Regions from separate parts of the Homo sapiens genome. Here region 2 is linked to region 1. Evidence: read pairs that join two places in POLR2A ChIA-PET (ENCODE). Cell type or tissue: IMR-90. All regions are shown on one strand. Links, peaks and the distances in the headings refer to the core of each region. The heading gives the core; the rest is flanking DNA.

Region 1 (8,718 bases), core at 516-8,515:
GAGGAAGGCGGATCACCTGAGGTCAGGAGTTTGAGACTGGCCCTGCCAACTTGGCGAAACCTCGTCTCTACTAAAAATACAAAAATTAGCTGTGCATGGTGATCCCAGCTACTGGAGAGGCTGATGCAGGAGAATCGCTTGATCTGGGAGGCAGAGGTTGCAGTGAGCCGAGATGATGCCACTGCGCTCTCCAGACTGGGTGACGGAGTGAGACTCTGTCTCAAAAACAAAACAAACTGGAAATCATTACAAGATCTGTTAAGAGTCCATTCCTATCCACCTTGACTATGTCTCTCAAGTATATTTTAATTTAAAATTTATCTGTTTTGAACAGTTTTAGGAAAATCAATTTAAAGTATTCTTCTCCATAACCCTCAAAAAGGGAGAACAGGTGGCAAGAATTTTCAAGGGCCTCAAAGATGAACTTACTGCCCAAGAGGCTTGTGTTTTAGAACCTCACAATTTGCACTTGCGCTTTTGTGGTATTTAGGAATTACAATATCCTAAAAAACGTAAACATTAAAAAGCATCATGATAAGGAGATATTGTTAAACAGGCATGATAATGGTATTGTGGTTGTGTTTTTAAAAAGTCCTCATTTGTTAGATACAGACAATTATTTACAAGTGAAATAAGATGTCTGGGATTCCTTTGAAATACGTACTTCAGCACACTCACAAACATGCACAAAGCGGGGTGGAGATAAAAGAAATGACTGGCCTTAAGTTGGTAACTCTTGAAGCTGGATGATGGGTATACATCATTACACCGTTCTATTTTAATGTATTTTGGAAACTTTCCATAATAAAAAGATAAAAAGCATTATCTTAAGATAGATATCACTCATTTTAAGCATGATTCTTTTGAGAGATTATCTTCAGATGCTTAATGAAAGATCTGATATAACAAAGTAAAATGTTTTTGCAAGTTTATGAAGGGTAGATATGAAAAAGTATTACAAATGAGAAAAATCAGTTAAAAGTGAACACTCACAAAACAAATATTTAGGGAATGCTAATATATATATATTCCAGCAGTGAAAACACCAAAGTGCAGCTGTAAACCTAAAACTCCAAACCAAATACAATTCAACTTCTTTCTAGCCACTGCGTATGCAAGATCATGATAGGCGCAGGTGTCTGGGGAGGCAGAGCATTTAACCATTACATTTTACAGTTAAAATCAATAGCCAGGAGAATGGGGGCAGGAACTTGGTGGCTGGGCAGACGCTCCAGGGGCAAACGCCTGGGATCGTGGCTTTGTCACTTACAGGATGGGACCTTTCCAAGCCTCAGTTCCTCCAGAGGGGATAACAGTACCTACCTTACAGGGTTGTTAGGAGATTTAATTATAAGAATGCATGCAAATAACAAGCAGCTCTTAACTGATAGGACCTGATGGTGTTACTGTTAAGGACGGAGATTTTTACAGCCTCCCGGGTGAGATAAGAACGCCAGCTGCTAGGAAAAAAAAAAAAAAGACTCAGCGCGGTCTCCGCCCGCCCGTCTCCAAGCCTGAGGCGCAGGCCTATGGGATGCACGGGCTTCTTTTAGGCGCCCGTTTCAGGCTCCAGTCCCACTCTCCGCTCAGCCTAGGGCCCAGCCTCTGGCCGTCGGAACCAGTAGAGACGGCGGTTCCTCGGGTCCAACCCCCGGGCAGGAATCTGCGGTGCGCCTGGAGAGAGAAGCATCCGCAACAACCTCCGCCTCAGCCAGGCCCGGGTTCCATCCGGGTTCTCCAGGGTGCTTCCCGCCCGCAAACTGGGAGAGGCGTCTCCCACACGCAGGCGCAGTAGCAAAGGGCTGTGGGATGGGCTGGCTGGCTTGAGTATTGAGCATGCGCGCTAGCCCTTCCCAATTTTTTTTTTAAGATTGTGTACGTGGAACAAGAAATCGTTTGTTTATTGTGTCTGCCAGAGAGGATGAACTGTACAATTTCAGGAATGGAAGGGGCTGTAAACTCCACATAGTTCTTTTTAACATGCAGAGCACTTAAACTTTTATATTGTGTCGGGCTTTGAGCTTGGAGATAAAACGCCTGATAATTGCCATGTTCCATGTGGAATAAATGAGAGAAAAAGAGAAGGAAGCTCATTGTAATTTCAGATTAGACATTTCAGCAGTGGAGGATGAGCTTCCATAGCTTGTGTACTGTTGCCTATGCAAGCTGATCCCACTTTCCGTAAGTGGGAGCATAGGGATGAATTTCCATGTCATCATCATATATCTGAAATATTTTTATTTTAAATTCTTTCAACAACATGATTTCAAAGAAATAAACCCATATTAGAGAGGTTTTAGAGAAAAATCCCAAGTAGAAACTAGGAAACGTTGTTGAAAGAAACCGGAATATAGCCCTTTCCTGTTTGGGGGTCTTTCCAGAATTCTTATAAACTTAATGAGTTTACTCATTTTTGTACAATCTTGTTAGAAGCATTCCATAAGACTAGTGTGTGTGAGGAGTGGTGGGGCGTCAACGAATGTGGGCCAGATACATCATTTTCAGGTGTTAAGGGTGAGCCTGGTAAATATTGACGGGCTGCTGAAGTTTTTTGTGGATGGAAGAAACTGCTAAAGACCAGCCTTGTTGGTCAAGAAATTAGGGCCTTCAATACTAGAGAAAGGGGTAGGCTTCAGAATCCCACAGCTAGCTTCATGTCCTGACTCCAACGGTTAGGATTTGTGCAGGTTACTTGGAGTTAATTCCATGTGCTTTTTGTAAAACTTACATATCATCCATTACCCCATGAAATTCTTTTGAGGAAGGAGATAACATTATGACAATTACAGTACATAATTCTCGCACTCAAAAGGCAGCTATTATTGAGATAATAAAATCAAAGCTCAATCTGAGTAATGTCCTAGGCATTATGTTTTTTTCTTTTTTTTTTTTTTTTTTTTTTGAGACAGGGTCTCATTCTGTTGCCCAGGCTGGAGAGCAGTGGCGCAATCTCAGCTCACTGTAACTTCTTGAACCGGGTTCAAGCAATTCTCATGCCTCAGCCTCCTGAGTAGCTGGGATTATAGGCGTGTGCCACCATGCCCAGCTAATTTTCGTATTTTTCATAGAGACAGGGCTCTGCTATGTTGGCCAGGCTGGCTAGGCATTACTTTTCCAAAATAAAACAGAAGACATGATTCTGGATATTACAGAATTCTTCCTAAATCTAAGTAAACCAGGCCTCATAGAAGAGGGAAAGAGGTCCAGAAAGGTTAGGTGACAAGATGCTGAAATTTTCTTAAACTCACAGAAGCTAATCCAGGTTCCCCTCCCTGTCCCATAAACAACTTTTCTGCCAAATATTAGAAATAATGCTACAAACCACTCACAGTTAAGTATTGTCATTTATGTATCTTTAACAAAAGATAAAATACAAAACGGACACAACATCAGCCTTTATGTTGAACCACCCTGTTTAGGTAGGAAAATGAACATTGTTTTTCATTCTTAAAGTAAATAGGAATTAAATCTATTTGCATTGCTGTTTAATTTCATACCAATCTAAAGCTCGACACTATGTATATCCAAAGTACTTGACAATTTGACTCAGTTACTCACACCACTGTTTCTGAGATGCTGACTTAATGCAGTATCCTACAGGTGGTTTTTGGTAGTTTAGAAAAGCCAGTGAGTGGGCTGTTAAAAGTTGATATACTGATGTCAGAGGTTTTGTTAGGCTGTTTTCACTGATTCTACTGTCAGTATTATCTTCACAGTGTTCTGAGAAGAGGCTTCAGGATCATGGCAATCTATTACTAATATCCCTAGAAGCTATCCTTATAATTCTTTCAATAAACCAACTTCAGGTTTTGTTTTTTTGCAAATTTTACAAACAAAGTAACAGCTGCTGGCTATAAATATTAGGATATTCTACAATTTAAAAAATCTAATATTCATGATTGTTACATAGGGGCAATCACAATGAAAACAAACGGTAATGTAAACCATATCCTCTATGATAAAGGAAAGGATTTCTACACCTAGACTTATGTCCAGAATGGTAAAAGACCTACTACTGATCAGTCAATATTGACCCAATGATGAGAAAATAGTTGTTTTCCATTCAAAGACTAACACATTTAGTCTACTCCAGAGGCCAAGGAAGAGAGAATCGCTTGAGCCCAAGACTGCAGGGCATTATGACTTTGTCTGTGAAAAGCCACTGCTCTCTAGCCTGGGCAACATAGCAAGATCCTGTCTCTAAAAAAAATAAAAATAAATGTAGTCACAGAGTTGCTAGTAATTATTTAAAAAAACAAAGCCCTGTTTTTTTCTCAAAACCAAGGTGTGCTAATACTAAATATAGGGCCACAAAAATCGAAGCAATAAAGTTTGAAGCTTAATAAATACAGAGAAAGAGACATTCTTAATAGGTAGAGAGCCAAGGCTTTTTTACATGACTCACATAAAACTGGAAATAGGCCAGGCGCGGTGGCTCACGCCTGTAATCTCAGCACTTTGGGAGGCTGAGGCGGGTGGATCACAAGGTCAGGAGATCGAGACCATCCTGGCTAACACGATGAAACCGTCTCTACTAAAAATACAAAAAATTAGCTGAGCATGGTGGCGGGCGCCTGTAGTCCCAACTACTAGGGAGGCTGAGGCAGGAGAATGGCGTGAACCTGGGAGGTGGAGCTTGCAGTGAGCCGAGATCGCGCCACCGCACTTCAGCCTGGGCGACAGAGCAAGACTCCGTCTCAAAAAAAAAAATAAATAAATAAAAAAAACTGGAAATAAAATCTTAATCCAATTTTAAATTCTATTCCCAAAAGCACACTTCATGTGCCTCTTCTTCTTTTCTTGTTTCCTCAGTATGGAAAGGAGTGAACTTACTGTGAGGCATCTGAAATATTTATTAAAGCCAGGCAGCAAGAAGAATAAACAAGGATTTTTCTATCTACAATCATCAATAAGAAGCTGAAAAGAATGTATCAGCTGCATCTATCTTGGATGGTCTTCTGACTAGTTGCTACTGTCCAAGGAAAGAGGCCATGGGGTCATCTGGCCTCTGACGTTTCATTCTATATGCCTCCATTTCCTCTTCAGTAGGTTCTCGAGTTTCATACATGCTATTGTAAGGCCGCTTCCTCTCATCAATCTGCATGGTCTCCTTGACATGAAGAAGGCGGGCCTCCTCTGCGTTCAGTGCCTATAGTGAGAGGAATAAAATGTGTATCACAGCTCTACATCAGATGTCTTTTCTTCAAAAGTGGCAGAGTACCAACACACCCCACTGAATATGAACTGCTCTATCAAAAACGCAGATTGCCTGAAAGAGCTTTGGAGTCAGCCCTTCTACTGTCAAGCTACAACTAATCACTATTTGGCTTATATGATATTTTTATACAGCACAAAACATTCTATAACATTTTAAATCAATGTTGAAGAAATTTTATTTAATAACAAAAATTAAATGAGGTTCACTTTACTTATACAAGCTCACAAATGATGCTTCTGGTAGAGACTACAATTCTGACTTTTCTCAAGGACTTGCCAAAACTTACAAACTACGGAGCTAGAAGGCAATTCTTTCCGGTCAACATGCCAATAACTCTAAAATGCTTTAGAATGCACATTTCTTCTGTCCATTAGTCATAATTACTAAATACTCCAAGAAGAAGGCAATACCTACACCTCACAATATCTCCATTAATATAACTTGAGCAAATCACTCAGACTCTAGGCTTGTTTCATCATTGTAAAAATGCATTTGGAGACAGGACTAGATCACAGGCCATTACAAATAAAGGCCTTGACAAATAATACTGGCAAGAACGGTGGCTCATGCCTGCAATCCCAGCACTTTGGGAGGATGAGGTGGGCAGTTCACCTGAGCTCAGAAGTTTGAGACCAGACTGGGCAACATGGTGAAATCCTGGCTCTATAAAAAAATACAGAAATTAGCTGCACATGGGGGCATGTGCCTGTAATACCGGCTACTTGGGACACTGAGGCAGAAGAATTGCTTGAGCCTATGAGGTGGAGCTTGCAGTGAGCTGCGGTCGTGCCACTGCACTCCAGCCTGGACAACAGAGCAAGACCCTGTCTCAAAAAAATAAAAACAACCCAAAAAACAAAGAATACTGCTACTTGTCACTTTTACTATTTAGACTTCACAAATTACCTTTTTCAATTTTTCATGCTTCTTTTCTTCATCATCACTATCTGAACTGCTCTTTCGATGCTTCTTCTTTTTCTTTTTCTTCTTCTTCTTTTCCTCTTTCAGTTTTTCTTGATGCAGCTGAAAGGGAGGATTGAAATGCAGTGTTATTAATGTGAAAACAAAGCTCAGGTGCACTACTTGGGCGGCTGAGGCACAAGAATCACTTGAACCCAGGAGGCGGAAGTTGCAGTGGGCCCAGACCGTGCACTGCGCTCGAGCCTGGGCGACAGAATGAGATTCTGTTTCAAAAGAAAAAAAAAAACTCAGGTGCAGGTTTTAAAGCCCTCCCTCCAGGACTTAAAAATTCAGGACAAATGATTATCAACTTACCTCCATGAGGGTTTGAGGTTTTTTCACAGATTCTTCCCCAGTTATCTCATTTATAATACACTCCTCAGAGTTCTGTGGGAAATACATGTAATTTGAGTTGAGTGTCATAGTTACTAATCATCTAAGAACAAGTTAAAATTTGAAACATGAGACAGCATGTTTTAGTTTGACTTAGGAGCTTCGGTTGTTTTATACCTTTAAGAACCAAAGACAATTACTTACAACAATCTCCTTCCCAGCTTCTCCAGTACAATAGGAATACTTGAAAAAAGAGTGACAGCATTTGTATCCCCATCGGCCTTCTTTCCAGTACGATCCCCAGATATGCTGCAGAGAGAGAAATTAAAAAGCTTAAAAAGGAAGCTGAAATTAGAAACTTCTGTATACTGTTGATAAGAGTATAAAATAATACAGCCCATTAAAGGTAATTTGGGAGAAAAATTATGGGGATTCAAGGCTGGCTAACAGGGAGAAGGTAGTCTGACCTGAAGTGTGAGAAGCAGGACCTGTAGTTACAAAACTCTTAAATTCTATTCCCAAAAGCCTATTAAAAAATTTAGGGTATCTGACTTCTCTTGAAAAACGTAGGAGTGGGAAATTCTGGGCCTATATAACCACTTGGCAATAATCAGCTGTTGCTGAACAGTGGATGCCCCATTAGATAGGGCTTGTGTTCTCCAGTTTGTACAATTTGCCTGGCTCACTTCACTCATGTATGATCACTGGTCTGGCTCCTATAGGGAGTTAGGTTTTTGACCCTCAACTAAGAGAGACAATTGTAGTTTGGTTACTTCAAGAGAACAGCAAAGGACAATATATGCTTTATGATGTTTACAATGCAATATGAATATACTACATTACTTATTAAATATTCTTGTCAAAATATTTAACTTATATCCAATCAAGCCGTTAGACCTAAATTCCTATTTATAAAACATACAGGGATAGAGAAACAAGTTATATAACACTACTAGGAACCAGTCAATACAGAATATGAGACAATTTACAAACTAATTGGCCTAATCTGTTAAATGGTCACCGTCATGAAAATGAAGAGATACACTCTAGAAAAGAGACATAATAACCGCATAACGATCAAAAGAAATTTGAAACGAATTCTGACTAAAACAAAAAATAGGTGTTAAAGGCATTTTTCTGTATATTTTGGAAAATGTGATTAATGACTAGATATTAGGTGATATAATGTTAATTTTCTGAAGTGCAATAATGTCGATGTGGTTATATAGAAGAAAATCCTCATTTTAAGGAGATATGTGATACAGCGTTTATGGATAAAATGTCATGATATACATAATTTCCAAATGTTTCAGTCAAATAAATATATACATAAACTATATGTGTGTATATATGTGTATTTTACATATATATGTAAAACTGTGCATATGCACACATACAACTAGACAAAGCATATAAGGCAATATGTTAAAAATTTCAGAATTTAGATGATGGGTATATAGATGAACATAGTATTCCTTCAAAATTTTTCTATTTTTGAAAAAATTCCATGAAACAGTTAAAATTTTTTTTTTTTTTTAAAGCATAGAGAATACAAATGGTTAGCTAATAAAGTTGTAGTGGAAAAATGCAATACAGAGCAAAACCAACAAGGACACAAAATTGTTCCAGTTTAGCACATACTGTGTGATTGTGGATCTTCACATCCTCCTCATACTTAGAGCAGGCAACAGCCCGCTCCTGTCCTTTGATGACTGTCCCATGTCTTGAGTACTCCACATAGTCTTCAGTCTGGGCTAAAAGCAATTCAGCTGGAGGGGCATCCAAATGTTCTTGGCCACCATACTAAAAGGACATTGGACATTATTCAATACATTTTACAACCTGATTTGCATTTAAATTTCCAGAAAACATTTATTTCTAATCAGAAAGAAAGGGAACATTCTTTACTGGGTTTTGTTATAGAAAGCACAGTAGGAAAAAAAAAGCCACAAATTTTTTCTGAGGCAAATAGAAGATGTCTCAGTTGCTATTCATCTGTTGAGTACAGTAAGTTACAAGATGGCCATAAATTCCTCTTATCTTTCTATACATGCCCTTTTGCCACAGGGCTTTGCTTTTCTTCCCATCAAGAGACGAAGTCTTTCTCTGTCCCTTGAATCTGGGCCTGACCATGTTATTTGCTTTGACCAATGAAAGTTGGCAAATGTGATGCAAGCAAAGGCACTTATGTACCACAGCACACTTTT
Region 2 (8,718 bases), core at 318-8,317, 400 kb before region 1:
CAGTTTTCTACAAATGCCTATTGTGTCACTGGTACTGTGCTAAGATTTTACATATATTGTTACATTTATTCCTCATAACAGCCTTATAGAGAAGGAATTACCAACCTCTGGGTTCTAGTTTATTCCCTGCTATGTGGCTAAAATGTCTTAGATAAATCACATTCCCTCTCTGGACCTCATTTGTTCATCTGCTTTATGAGGGATTGGACTAGATAAGGAGTTCCTAACTTGAGATCTACAAACCCCTAAAGGGACAATGGATAAAATTTAGAGGGAAGGGTCATGACTTTAGATAGGGGGAAAATTACATTCTTATCTTCACTAACTTTTTTTTTTTTTTGAGACAGAGTCTTGCACTGTCACCCAGGCTGGAGTGCAGTGGCCCAATCTCGGCTCACTGCAACCTCTGCCTCCCAGTTTTAAGCAATTCTCCTGCCTCAGCCTCCCAAGTAGCCAGGATTACAGATGACCACCACCCCGCCTGGCTAATTTTTGTATTTTCAGTAGAGATGGGGTTTCACCATGTTGGCCGGGCTGGCCTCAAACTCCCGACCTCAGGTGATCCTCCTGCCTCGGCCTCCCAAAGTGCTAGGATTACAGGCGTAAGCCACCGCGCCTGGCCTCTAACTTTTAACTGAAATTTAGTTTTTCCTTCTTTTATGAACTTAGCCAATAGAACATAGTAATATTAGCAGAGCTTTTGACTTTATCACCAAAAGAATATCAGATATTTCATAGCATATTACAGTTGTTTCAGATGACTTGAAATATTGAATATACTCATCACTACTTCAAAATTGTGGTAGTTATTACACCTGCTATACTTAATGTGTTAATAAAAAGGAGTGTGTGTGTAGACAAACAGAATATGTAGATACGTAGATATATATATCTTGCTAATTTTATTGTTAGTATTATAGGAACTGTATTTCAATATAATTTATTTCCTTCATATTCCAGTATATTTTGTTTTATGCATTTAAAAAAATTTCTCTGAGAAGCGATCCAGAGGCTTCAGCAGCCCACCAAAGGAGTTCATAGAACAAATGAGATGAAGAACTGGACAGAGATCTCTTTGTCCCTCCGGCTATAAATATAACTCTGTCATAAGCTATCGTGGTCTTCCTGATCAAGTCCTTTCAGCTCTCAATTTCCTCAGTTTCTCTTCGGTAAAATGGAAGTAATACTTGCTTTGTCTAGCTCAGAGCTGTTAGGGGAACCAAAGTAATCTTCATGTAAGCACACACGAATGCAGAGCTTACGCATTTTCAATTACACAGGATCGGCTTCTGTAGTGCTGAGTGAATGTTGAGTCTTACTATATTCTTCAACTTGAGACCTATTTCCCAGAGACGCTGATGTTTTTCTGTCACTTCCATGTAAGTGTCCTGCTACAACCATATATTATCTTTTTAGTGCCAGTTTAGGGCTGAATTCATATAAAATTCAATAATAAAGGGGGAACTGCATCTTAAGTGCACTTGGATGGAACTACTTACGAAAATAGAAGATAAAATGAGATTTCGCCAATGGGTCTTGTAGCTCCAATTATCTTAGGCTCTTTGAAAAGCTTGAGTCAATGTACTGTGATTTTAAGTTATAGATCAAACACAGTTCATTTTGTCTACAACTTCTAAACCGGGATAAATGGACAAAGGACAGAAAAATAAGGAAGGTTGGTTTGTCTTGTTCATAATCTGTGTCTTTGGATATCTGTGAATACTTATTAAATATTCATCTAAAAGTCAGCTTAGGTAGCCATAATTAATGTTTCAAATAGCCAAGTAAAGATCTACAAATATATTTTGTTTGTTTGTTTGTTTGTTTTTAGGACAGAGTCTTACTCTGTCACCCAGGCTGGGGTACAGTGGTGTGAACACAGCTGTATTAATCCGTTCTTGTACTGCTATAAAGAAATACCTTACACCCTCTACCTTTGTAGCAGGGGATCTTGCTATGTTGCCCAGGCTGGTCTCAAACTCCTAGGCTCAAGCAACCCTCCCACCCTGGTCTCCTGAGTGGTTGGGATTACAGGTGTGAGTCACCACACCTGGCCCTGTATATGCCTTTTATCTTTGTCACATTTCTTCCTGCCTGAAAGAGGGACATTATGGTCACATTTTAAGGACAGTGCAGGAAAACACTAGAAAGGCCATGGGCCTTATCTGACAGTGTGGATTTGCCATTAAAAAAAAAAAACGTGGGTATGCCACACACTTTTAAAGAAGCAGATCTCACGAGAACTTACTATTGTGACCACAACACCAAGGGGAGATGGTGTTAAACCATGAGAAACTGACCCCATGATCCAATCACCTCCTATCAGGACCCACCACCAGCACTGGAGATTACACTTCAACACGAGATTTAGGTGGGGACACAGATCCAAACCACATCAAAAGCTCACTGCAACTTCAATCTCCTGGGCTCAAGTGATCCACCCACCTCAGCCACCCAAGTAACTGGGACTCCAGGCACATGCCTCCACACTTGGCCAATTTTTCATTTTTTGTAAAGATGGGGTCTATGTTGCCCAGGCTTGTCTTGAACTCCTGGCCTCAAGTGATCCTCCCACCTCAGCCTCCAAAACTGCTGGGATTAGAGGGACGAGCCACCATGCCCAGGCTATGAATATCTTATTTGTTAAATTATGTTTAAGAAAGTACTTCAAATTATGTTTGAAGTACTGCTGAATGCTTTCATAGTCTTTAACTAAAAGACACAGGGTACTGTGAGTGAAGTAGTCTACATGGACAAGCAAGATAGTTCCTAAACAAGCTACTATTTTGATCAGTTTCTCCAAATATTTATGGAAATAGTCTGAGATATTTATGTTGGGGAGGATGTTTGATTTGCACACTGGAAGCTATTCTTTTTTTTTTTCTCGCTTCAAGAGAATTTCAGGATGATGTTGGGGTTTGAGTCATATAAATAATGCCGCTAAAAGTCAGGCTTGAGGAAATTTCTATGCTACTAAAAAAGAAAAAAGAAAAGCCCATTTTTTTTTTTTTTTTTTTTTTGAGACAGAGCGTCTCTCTGTCACCCAGGCTGGACTGCAATGGTGCAATCTTGGCTCACTGAAACCTCCACTTCCCAGGTTGAAGCAAGTCTCTTGCCTCAGCCTCCCGAGTAGCTGAGATTACATACGCCTGCCAACACACCCAGCTAATTTTCATATTTTTAGTGGAGATGGGATTTTACCATGTTGGCCAGGCTGGTCTCAAATTCCTGGCCTCAAGTGATTTGCCCGCATCGGCCTCCCAAAGTGCTGGGATTACAGGCACGAGCCACCATCCCGTCCTGAAAAGTCCACTTTTATATGTATTTTTTAAAAAATCAACTGATTATGCTGGGGGAAGTGGCTCACACCTGTAATCCCAGCACTTTGGGAGGCTGAGGCATGTGGATCACTTATTTTCATTTTCCTTACACAGGGTCTTACTCTGTTGTCCAGGCTGGAGTGCAGTGGCTCAATCATGGCTCACTGCAGCCTTGAACTCCTGGGTTCAAGTGATCCTCCCGCCTCAGCCTCCTGAGTAGCTGGGATTACAGGCATGTGCCACCACACCCAGCTGTTACTTTTTAAAAGACAGGCTCTGAGTATTCTACATATGTTAATTCTCTTATGCATCCCAGTAGCCCTGGGATGAAAATACTGTCATTGTCTCCATGTTACGAATAGGGAATCTGAAGCTTACTTAAGTTAAGGAGCTCGTCCAAGGTGATAGGACTTGTTGGAGCAGAGCTGGGATTCAGTCTTGGCCAGTCTGATATCACAGTTCATCTCTAAAACAGGAGTCAGCACATTACAGACCACAGGCCAAGTCCCCCCTGATGCCTGCTTTTATAAATAAAGTTTTATTGGAACACAGGCATTCTTGTTCATTTATGTGGTGTGCATGGCTGCTTTTGTGTGACAACGGCGTTTGAGCAGTTGTGGATAACTGGAGTGGTGGAGGGTAGAGTCATCCTCTTTAAAATGTGAGCCCCCAGAGTGGGAACTTCCAAGCTGAGATCTCAATCCCCAGAGTGAGCTTGTTGCTGAGGAATTTGTAGTTTAGTCAGCTCCCCAAAAACCCACTATCTCTGCTTTGACCTGAACAGAGGATGACAAAGAAATCTGTCTCCTTTCTGGAGTGAAAATATTTCCTTCCCCTTCAAAATGAGTCTAAATGACAGCTGAAGGTGTTCTGTGCGGTGCTTGGCACCCAGTCAGCACTCAGCAAATGTCCCCTTCCTTCCGACACCTGCCCTTGCCACCAGCTGGACCAAAATTGGCCACCTGCCTAAACTTGCAATGGTTTGTATATCATGGGACACAATGCTTTATGCTTTAAAACCAACATTGACATTTCATATAATAAAGTGAGGGTTGGAAGTAAGTTTCACAACTCAGAATAAACTGTTTGGGTCCAGCTGATGAGTGCGAGGGTGGGGGGGTGCAGTGAGGGGAATATGCTAGGTCAGCCAGGTCAGCCATTCCATTATGGTTGAGGCAGTGAATTATCTTTGTCCAGAAGACCAAGGTGGAGGGCAAAAGGGGAATGAGCACTCAAGTGAGTGGGAGCAGAATGCTTGCCTGGGCAGCCTCTGGATAACTCTTTCGAAGACTGTGTCAGTCTTGGTCCCTCCACCCATCCAACACCAGCATTAAAAGCCTAATCTTTAACCAGGCTCTGAGCCATTTGCCTGACACTGAGAAACGGCTGAGTTTTCCTGCCAAATATATATCCACATTTTTTTTTTATAGATATAAATCACCTTCAAGTCACTTCTCCTCTTTGCAGTTAAGGTTACTAAATCTGCCCAGCACTTTTGTTCTTTAGAAGAATATAGACTTTGTGGTTAGACTGGGTTTTAAGTCCCTGATCCATTCTACTAACTGTGTGACCTTGGGAAAAACTTTTAACCTCTCTGAGCCTCTCAGTCTTATCATTTGCAATAACAGTACTTACCAATTTCATCCACCTGCATAACAAATATTTGAGTGCCTATTGTGTGCCAGACACTGTGAAAAGCTATAAATTTCACAGCAAATAATACAGACAAGATCCTTATCCTTGTGGATCTTACCATCTAATAGAAGGCACTATAATAATCAAGTAAATAAGATTATTACAGATGGTGATAAACGATACGGAGGGGATATAGAGGGTGATGTAATAGAGTGAGCTACTTAAGTGACATTGAAGACCTGAAGTGTGAGAATGAGCAATAACCATGGGAAGAGCTGTTAATGGTATCAAGCCACAGGAACATGGAGCACAGAGGTGTGGCGATGGGAAAAGAGGTGTTGTTTTAGGGCCGGGCGTGGTGGCTCACGCCTGTAACACCAAGACTTTGGGAGGCTGAGGCGGGCAGATCACTTGAGGTCAGGAGTTCAAGACCAGCCTGGCCAACACGGTGAAACCTCGTCTCTACTAAAAAAAAAAAAAAAAGTACAAAAATTAGCCGGGTATGGTGGTGTGCGTCTGTAATCCCAGCTACTTGGGAAGCTGAGGTGGGAGAATCGCTTGAACCTGGGAGGTTGCAGTGAGCCAAGACTGCACCACTACACTCCAGCCTGGGCGACAGAGCAAGACTCCATCTCAAAAAAAAAAAATGTTGTTTTAGGAACAGAGAGTAGTATAGTATCAAGAGGGAAGGTGGTACGAGATGAGGTCAGAGAGGGAGGCAGAGGCCCGATCACATGGGCTTTATGCATAATGGTAAGGATTTTAGATTTTATTCTAATCAGGGTGGGAAGTCAATAAAAGAATTGTACAAGGTTCATATTTTCTTTTCCTTTTTTTTTTTTTAAATCTCTGAGACAGGGTCTGGCTGGAGTGCTGTGGTGTGATCATGTGGCCCACTGCAGCCTTGACCTCCTGGGGTAAAGGAATCCTCCTCACTCAGCCTTCCGAGTAGCTGGGATGACAGGTGCGTGCAATGGCACCTGGCTATTTTTTATTTTTAGAAATAAGGTCTTACTATGCTGCCCCGGCTGGTCTCGAACTCCTGGCCTCAAACACTCCTCCTGCCTGAGCCTCCCAAGGTGCTGCGATTACAGGCATAAGCCACCATGCCCAGCCATGATTCATGTTTTGAAAAGATCAGTTTTGATGCTTTGTGAAAAGATTATAAGAAACAAGAGAGGTCAGGGTTATTGTAAAGATTACCTGCAATTACAAATGTAATGGGCACAGCCCCTGATGCACGTAAATTCTCTATGAATAATAGTTAGTTGTTCTGGAAAGTCTAAGCCTGTCCTGTCCAGTACACCAGCCATTCTCCACATGTGATTACTGAGCATCTGGAATGTGGCTGGTGCGACCAAGGACTTAAATTTCTGATTTTATTTAATTTTAATTAATTTAAATTTAAAAACTGATATTCAATTCAGTTACTGGGAAGTATGTTTGAAAAAACTTACATATATGAATCAATTTTTTAAAATATAGATTTTATGAAATGTGAATGCAGACTCAAGTATTTTTGATGAAAATTTGATGTCCAAATTGAGATACACTATAAAATACACACATGATCCCAAAGACTTAGTAAGAAAAACAGAATGTAAAATAACTTGTTACAGCTGGGCACGGTGGCTCACACCGGTAATCCTAGCACTTTGGGAGGCCAAGGCAGGCAGGTCACCTGAGGTCAGGAGTTCAAGAGCAGCCTGGCCAACATGGCGAAACCCCGTCTCTACTAAAAATACAAAAAATTAGCTGGGCATGGTGGTGCATGCCTGTAATCCCAGCCACTCAGGAGGCTGAGGCAGGAGAATCACTTGAACCCAGGAGCTGGAGGTTGCAGTGAGCTGAGATCGTGCCACTGCCCTCCAGTCTGGGCGACAGAATGAGTGAGACTCCGTCTCAAAAAAAAAAAAAAAAAAACACTTGATAAACATTTTTATATTCATCACATGCCCAAAGGATATTTTAGACATATTTGATTAAATAAAACATTAATTGCATTTAATAATAGTAAATATTAAATTAATTTTACTTATTTTACTGTTTTTAATGCCGATACCAGGAAATTTAAAATTTGACCAGGTATAGTGGCTCACACCTATAAGCCCAGCACTTTGGGAGGCCAAGGCTGGAGGATACCTTGAGGCCGGGAAATCAAGACCAACCTGGTAAAAATAGCAAGACCCTCTCTCTACAAAAAAAAAAAAAAAAAAAAAAAGAGGCACGATGGCATCCGCCTGTAGTTCCAGTTGCTTGGGAGGCTGAGGTGAGAGGATGGCTTGAACCCAGGATGTCAAGGCTGCAGTGAGCTATGATTGTGCCACTGCACTACAGCCTGGGTGACAAGAGTGAGACCCTGTCACAAAATAAAGTAATAAAATATGTGTGGCCCAGTACAGTGGCTTATGCATGTTATCACAGCATTTTGGGAGGCTGACATGAGAGGATCACTTGAGGCCAGGAGTTTGAGGCTGCAGTGAGCTAGAATTATGCCATTGCACTCAGCCTGGGTGACAGAGTGAGATCCTGTCTCTAATAAATAAATAAATTACATATGTGGCTGACATTGTATTTCTATTGGGCATGCTGATCTAAGGGAAAACAAAAATGTAGACATAAATGCACAGGATGCTAATTCTTGATTATGTCTCATCAGAAATTTTAATTCAAAGATTGGAACTGGGAAAAAATAAGAAACAAAAGCATGTTTTGGAAACACTGTAGGAATGCATAATCTACATCATAATTATTTATTTATTTTTATTTTATTTTATTATATATTTTGTTTGAGACAGAGTCTCACTTTGTTGCCCAGGCTGGAGGGCAGTGGCGTGATCTCAATTCGCTGAAACTTCTGCCTCCCAGGTTCAAGCGATTCTCGTGCCTCAGCCTCCCGAGTAGCTGGGATTATAGGCCTGTGTCACCACATCCAGCTAATTTTTGTATTTTTAGTAGAGACAGGGTTTCACCATGTTGGCCAGGCTGGTCTCAAACTCCTGGCCTCAAGCAATCCTCCTGCCTCCGCCTCCCAAAGTTCTGGATTACAGGCATAAGCCGCCATGCCCAGCCTTATTTATTTTTATATACATCTCATTCTCAAGGAGTTCTTTTAGCATCCCTGACTGTTCCTGGATTTTAGACCCTCCTTTGGCAAGCTCAAGAAGCTCAGTCCCGGGGAAACAGAGAGAATGGAGCTCAGGACTTAGAGGGTCCCAGAATGTAAGGTTTTATCCCCAAAACCAACTGGGCTCAATACAACTGATTAGGTGATGGACATGTGTCATTAAGAAACCACTGACCTGCTCCCCCCCAAAAAAAAAAAAGAGGGAAACTGATTCTTTTGCTACTTTCTTGATTTATTGCTATACCCACCACTGGACCTAGTATGATGCCTAGCATTTATTCATTATTCAATAATTTATGTTCAGCACTGATTCTTTCAACAAACTTGGGTGCTCAGTTCCCTATCTGGGGGGTGTGAATGAAACCTTCACAAATATTGCCACTATTAATAATAGTAGTAGTATTCATTAACATAGTAATAATAAAATCACTATTAGTAATTAATCATAATAATGGTAATATCTGTGAGATCTTCATTAATAGTAATAATGATTACAGTAACAACAAACACTTATTGAGTACTTACTGTGCTAGGTGCTATTAATATTAAAGCGGCCAGATGCAGTGGCTCACTCCTGTAATCCCAGCACTTTGGGAGGCCAAGGCGGGCGGATCGCTTGAGCTCAGGAGTTTGAGA

What was found. Peaks named below come from ENCODE experiments on the same cell type or tissue, not always from the same donor. Only the 100,000 strongest peaks of a DNase experiment are listed, where the experiment ranks them.
Region 2: POLR2A ChIA-PET joins it to region 1 with 10 read pairs; 10 of 35 experiments call an interaction of 5 or more read pairs at or near these places.

The regions. Positions count from the first base shown.
Region 1 is chr5:160,398,316-160,407,033 of GRCh38, forward strand. It overlaps FAM200C (family with sequence similarity 200 member C), which reads right to left and starts at 1,739. Exons shown (of 2, transcript NM_022090.5): 1 at 1,324-1,739. SLU7 (spliceosome associated SLU7) reads right to left here. Exons shown (of 16, transcript NM_006425.5): 12 at 8,153-8,314; 13 at 6,716-6,820; 14 at 6,494-6,565; 15 at 6,125-6,241; 16 at 3,326-5,149. The coding sequence ends at 4,970. RefSeq lists enhancers at 1-380, 700-1,385, 1,279-1,428 and a silencer at 6,474-6,674. In IMR-90, for the core only: no CTCF peak of the experiment used is centred there; DNase peaks (open chromatin) are centred at 686 and 1,796; H3K4me3 peaks cover 1,655 bases; H3K27ac peaks cover 1,342 bases.
Region 2 is chr5:159,997,395-160,006,112 of GRCh38, forward strand. No RefSeq gene overlaps it. Among named protein-coding and RNA genes, the nearest start is that of TTC1, 7.4 kb to the right of the region's middle. RefSeq lists a silencer at 3,619-3,819. In IMR-90, for the core only: no CTCF peak of the experiment used is centred there; no DNase peak of the experiment used is centred there; H3K27ac peaks cover 588 bases.